2 separate regions of the Homo sapiens genome follow, and region 2 is linked to region 1. The links are chromatin loops, found by intact Hi-C in ENCODE. Cell type or tissue: endothelial cell of umbilical vein. All regions are shown on one strand. Each heading gives the region's core, and the rest is flanking DNA. Links, peaks and the distances in the headings are about the cores only.

Evidence for each region. Peaks named below come from ENCODE experiments on the same cell type or tissue, not always from the same donor. Only the 100,000 strongest peaks of a DNase experiment are listed, where the experiment ranks them.
Region 2: a loop joins it to region 1, with 8 times the contacts of the local background. A loop is called at or near these places in 1 of 110 quality-filtered maps.

Annotation. Positions count from the first base shown.
Region 1 is chr9:5,607,720-5,610,542 of GRCh38, reverse strand. The region is part of intron 1 of INCR1 (interferon stimulated noncoding RNA 1); the gene reads left to right. Among named protein-coding and RNA genes, the nearest start is that of RIC1, 20 kb to the left of the region's middle. RefSeq lists an enhancer at 1,470-1,519. In endothelial cell of umbilical vein, for the core only: no CTCF peak of the experiment used is centred there; a DNase peak (open chromatin) is centred at 1,582; H3K4me3 peaks cover 506 bases; H3K27ac peaks cover 504 bases.
Region 2 is chr9:4,910,755-4,913,577 of GRCh38, reverse strand. No RefSeq gene overlaps it. Among named protein-coding and RNA genes, the nearest start is that of MIR101-2, 62 kb to the right of the region's middle. In endothelial cell of umbilical vein, for the core only: no CTCF peak of the experiment used is centred there; no DNase peak of the experiment used is centred there.

The DNA of each region.
Region 1 (2,823 bases), core at 281-2,780:
ATAGACCTTAACACTTTAACTCCCCAAGTCTAGACCCAGAAAAGTGAGAACAAGAAAAAGTCAAAGCAGCTTATTGACTGTGTGGAAGTGGCTTTGTTCAATTGATTGGTGGTGGTAATGATCACTCCTTTACAGGAGGAAGTTAGCCTTTCTCTTTTGAGGTTTCTACATGATAACCATATTGGAATATATCCCAATAGGTAGAGTATCCATAAAATTGTGAGTTGTGGGTTTTGGGGGCATTTTGTTATACGCTATCTTAGAAATAGAGTCCAAATCAGTTAATAAAAAAGAAAAGGGAGAGTGACAATATTATTGCATAGAAACGAAAGAAGTACTGATACATCTCACTTTGTAAAAAAAGAAACACATTTCAGAAAAAGTTAGCTATGAATTATATTTTTATATTAAATTTTATTTTAAAGTCAGTAATGAAACACACCATCTAAAGATTTTTATGACAGTTTTTTGCAGCGAAAAGCTTACAAATTTACATTATTACCTTCCAATTTGTTATTTTGTGAAACTAAAAATGATAAAAATTTCTTTTTTTCTTTTTTCTTTATGAAAAGGGTTTCCCACTCAAAATTTATTTTTATCATTTAAAATGATAAATGATTAAAATTTTTTTATCATTTAAAAGTGTTACTCTTTTAAATCACTGAGATGATTTAAAATAAAGTATATTACTGAAAATCTTAAAACCACAGCAAGACACTTAATATAAAATTACATTAAACTCTAATTAGTTTCTTTTGGCCCAATATTTTTAGATAAAGAAATTACTTCAAGTTGCATATGCTATAATGTTCTTGAGATTAGCCAAACTTTTTCGCAGTACTGGAACTTTGTTGTATTATTATTGCTCAAAATAAATTCATTGACAAAGAGTTATTATTATCTCCCTAACAATTTTATTTCTAAGGCTATGTTTTGATAATGGTTTTAACATTCATCCTGGATGAGTGGCTAAGAATCTGGAAATGAAAATTAGGAATGTACTTATCCTCTTCTGCCAAAGAGTGTTTTCTTTTTCCCCCAGATTAGTAGTCACAGAGTAACCATGGATTATGGTTACCAAATTGGTACCAAATTTGGATCTCGTATGGAGAACTCGGCCTTAGCTCGAATGCAGCAATTCACATTTAAATAAAATGAATATTTAGATGCTGTGCTCAAATTTAGATAAGAGTATATTGTAGTGATTCTGGGGGAAATCAGTCTTAAGATCACATCTATTTGCAGTGGAATGAGGAATTTCCTTTGGAGAATAATTAGTAGAACTATTATTGCAAAGCTGCCTAAGCCCTCTTATGTGATATAATCAGAGGCAACTGGCAAAAGAACATGAGTCAAGAATATCCCTCGGACAGCCTGTACCTAGATCAAAAATACTGACGTGCACTCTCTTACGAAGAGTTTCAGATGCATAAGACTTTTTTTTTTTTTAAAAACAGGCTTCTAGGTAACAAGTCACTTCACTTCTCTGGGCCTCTTAAACTTCTCATATGAAAATAGACTAGATGAACCTGGAGAGACATTTTCTGCCTGATGTGGAAAGTGAAAGTGAAGAAATTAGCTGTATTTCCTAACACTCAGGAGGTAGGTGCAGGGTCCATAGCTCCTCCAGCTCCTGTGGATCTTATGCTTCAGCTTCTCTAACTCTTGGGTCAGAGGTGTGTTTAACTCCTCCTCCACCAGAGGTTTGGAGGTGGTGAGAGACCAATGCAGATTCCAGTCCATCCTCATGGATTCCAGTTTGTCCTCGCTTCCTGCTCTCTACCTCCTGACCACTGGTCCTGTGAACTTCAGCTCCAGCACTAGACACAGAAACAACAGCCTCCCCTAGAGAGTATAACCAGCTTCCACAATTGCATACAGTCAAGTCTCTAAATCCGTTTTGTCAATTTATCTTAGTAGTTCTACTTCTATGAACAAACCTTGACTGATTACATTTGGGTTGTTATGTTTTTAACAAAAAGTGCTACTGTGCATATTCATGTTCATATTTTCTGGTGCACTTGTGCAAGCATTCCTCTACAATATATACCTGAGCTTACATATTGCTGGATTGTAGAATGTACAGTACTTAACTTTGTAAGATAATGCCAAATCCTATTCCAGGGTGGTTGTGCCAATTTATGTTCACACCAGCATTGTTTAAGAGTTCCCGTTGATCTGTCTTTGGGAAAAATTAATATAGTAATATTTCTTTTTAAATGTTTTTTAGAGACAGGGTCTCACTATGTTGCTCAGGTTAGAGTCAAACTCCTGGGCTCAAGTGATTCTCCTACTTCAGCCTCCTAAGTAACTGGGACTACAGACATCCACCACTGCACCCAGCAGTAATACTTAACTTTAGTTCATCAGGAGAGTATAATATGTTTACTCATTATAATCTTAATTTACATTTATATGATCACTGTGAAGTAGAGAATCTTTTCATGTATTTTTTCTTCATTCATATTTCCTCTTTTGCAAAATGACTATTCATGCCTCCCTTTTTTGTGGCATTGTTTGTCATTTAATTATTGATAAATAGAAAGAGTTCTTCATGCATTCTGGAAACAAATCCTTTAGTGTTATATGCAGTGGTGTACTGGAGCTGGCTTGTGTAGACTCGTCTGAGAGATTTTGTGTATGTCTTCCTAACTTCATGTTTAGCAACATCATGTTGGTGGCTTGAAATAAACTTTTCCACCTTGAAAAGAATCAAACCCAACAAATCATGGCTTTTTTCATCTCTGCAAAGCTAGGTTTTTAAAACATGTATGGGCGTACCACTAGTTATATATAGCAAATATCTACTACTGGCTTGTCGCT
Region 2 (2,823 bases), core at 44-2,543, 700 kb after region 1:
AAATGGAGGCCAGCCACGGTGGCTCAAGCCTGTAATTCTAGCACTTTGGGAAGCTAAGGCAGGCGGATCGCCTGAGCTCAGGAGTTTGAGACCAGCCTGGGCAACATGGTGAAACCCCATCTCTACTAAAATACAAAAAATTAGCCGGGCGTGGTGGCGTGTGCCTGTAGTCCCAGCTACTCGAGAGGCTGAGGCAGGAGAGTTGCTTGAACCCAGGAGGAGGAGGTTGCAGTGAGCCGAGATCGCACCACTGCACTCCAGCGTGGGTGACAGAGCGAGACTCTGTCTCCAAAAATAAAATAAAAATGGTTAAACTATATGAAATTGAAAAGTCATATAAAAATAGATAGAAGGAAAAAGAAACCCAAATGAAGAAAACAAAATACCTACAAAATCACTGAAGTCTTGATTAACAAATCCATGTTCTTAAAGAACCAAAAAGGATGGTTAACTATGATCAAGCAACAGAGAAAGAGAATAAGAGAGAAATATCCTCTCTTATTCCTAATATAGTATTATTTTCCCAAATAAAACTATGTTTAAATGTTTTCCCAAATAATACTATATTAGGAACAAGAGAGGAGATTTAACTGCAATTACAGAAGATATTTTTTAAATTGTAAAAGAGTTTTCTATATTATTTCTACACATAAATTGGAAAATTTAAGAAATTTATTAGTACTGATTTGGATGCAAATAACAAGTACTCAATTCAAATTAGATGAAGCAAAAAAAAATGACACATTGACTCAAAAACCTGAGAAGCCCAGAGGGCTGTGCTCACTCCATACCTGGCTGGGTCCAGTGTATCAGTGTCTTAAGAATTCTCTCACTCTTTCCCACTACATCTCTTGGCTCAGCTCAGACAGGTTTTCTACATGTGTCCGGGAAACACAGCCATCTATAGCCACAAACTCACATCTTACTAGTTTAAGAACCAAAATAGAAAAATGAAACATTTCCCCTCTGATATCTATATATCAATCCAAGAAAAGATTCTGATTATCCCTCCTCGGATCTTGTCTTCTCCATCCCTATAATTAAGTAGGCAACAGATCACCTTGGGTGGCAGCCATCATGGGATCACTGTGAATGTAGGGGCAGTTTCCTAAGGGACATGATGTTGTTACACAGGCAAAAATTACTGATGTCTACTACAGCAAAAATGTGATTTATCAAAATTGATTAAAGAAGAGTTAGAAAATCTGAATATGCCACTAACTACAAATTAAATTGAAAATGTTATCTATCTTCCACCCCTAAAAGGTACCAGTCTCAAACTGTTCTATCAAACTTACAAAGGACAGATCATTCCAGAGTCATTTAAATTGTTCCAGCTCACAGAAAAAGAGAAAGAGCATGCTAGTTAACAAAACTAGTATTGCTCTCTTTCCAGAGCTAGATAAAACAGTAATGGGGCAATGGGGAGAGGAAATTGTAGACAAATCTCACCTATGAATATAGACATAAAAATCCTTAATAAGATATTAGCAAATTGAATTCAATAAAGTATTAAAAGAAGAATACAACGTAACCAAGTAAAATACATCCTAACATATTATTAGTGTATTTTACCATAATTCACCACATTAACAGACTAAGGAAGGAAAATCATATCATCACTTCAACAGTTTCCAGCATATTTTTAAAAAATGCAACAGCCACACTTTTTTTTTTTCGAGACAGGATCTAACTTTGTCGCCCAGGCTGGAGTGCAGTGGTGTGATCTTGGCTCACTGCAGCCTCCACTCCCCAGGTTCAAGCGATTCTCCTGCCTCAGCCTCCTGAGTAGCTGGGATTACAGGCGCGCACCACCATGCCCAGCTAATTTTTGTATTTTTAGTAGAGACGGGGTTTCACCATGTTGGCCAGACTGATCTCGAACGCCTGACCTCAAGAGATCTGCCTGCTTAGGCCTCCCAAAGTGCTGGGATTACAGGCTTTAGCCGCCGCGCCTGGCCCCATACATATTTTTTTTTAGTGTCTTCAGTAAGCTCTAAAGAAAATGACACTTTCTTAATTTGGTAAAGAGAATCAGAAAACTAAAACAACCATCCGTTTAATGGTGAAGCATTTCTGTTAGAGAAACAAAAGAAGTATGTGTATTCTCTCACCACTATCTTTCAACATTGTACACAGTCAATGTAAGACAAGAAAAGTAAAGATAAATACCCTGGAAGAAAAATCTGTAAATCTGTTACTATTTGCAAAAATCTAATTTTTAAAAATCTTACAAAAATTAAAAACCCGTTTGCACAGATAAAGTAATTTAATGACATGGCAAGATTCAAGACAGACAATGCAGAAATCAATAGTTTCCCTATATGAGCAATAACCAATAATAATATAAAATCACATCAGGCCAGGTGCGGTGGCTTATGCCTGTAACCCAGCACTTTGGGAGGCCGAGGCGGGCAGATCATTTAAGGTCAAGAGTTCAAGACAGACCAGCCTGATCAACATGGTGAAACCCCATCTCTACTAAAAACACACAAAAAAATTTAGCTGGGTGTGGTGGCTCACGCCTGTAATCCCAGCTACTCAGAAGGCTGAGGCACAAGTATCGTTTGAACCTAGGGGTCAGAGGTTGCAGTGAGCCAAGATCACACCACTGCACTCCAGCCTGGGCAACAGAGAGTGAGACTGTCTCAAAATAAAATAAAATAAAATAAAATGACATCAATTCTCAGGACTCAGGAATGCCCACAATAACAAATTATACAGAAATATGTGTTTTATGAAAATTAATATTCAAAATGGAGGCATAAAAACCTCTATCTCACCATCACCACCAATATATCATTCCCACCTGCCACACTTTGT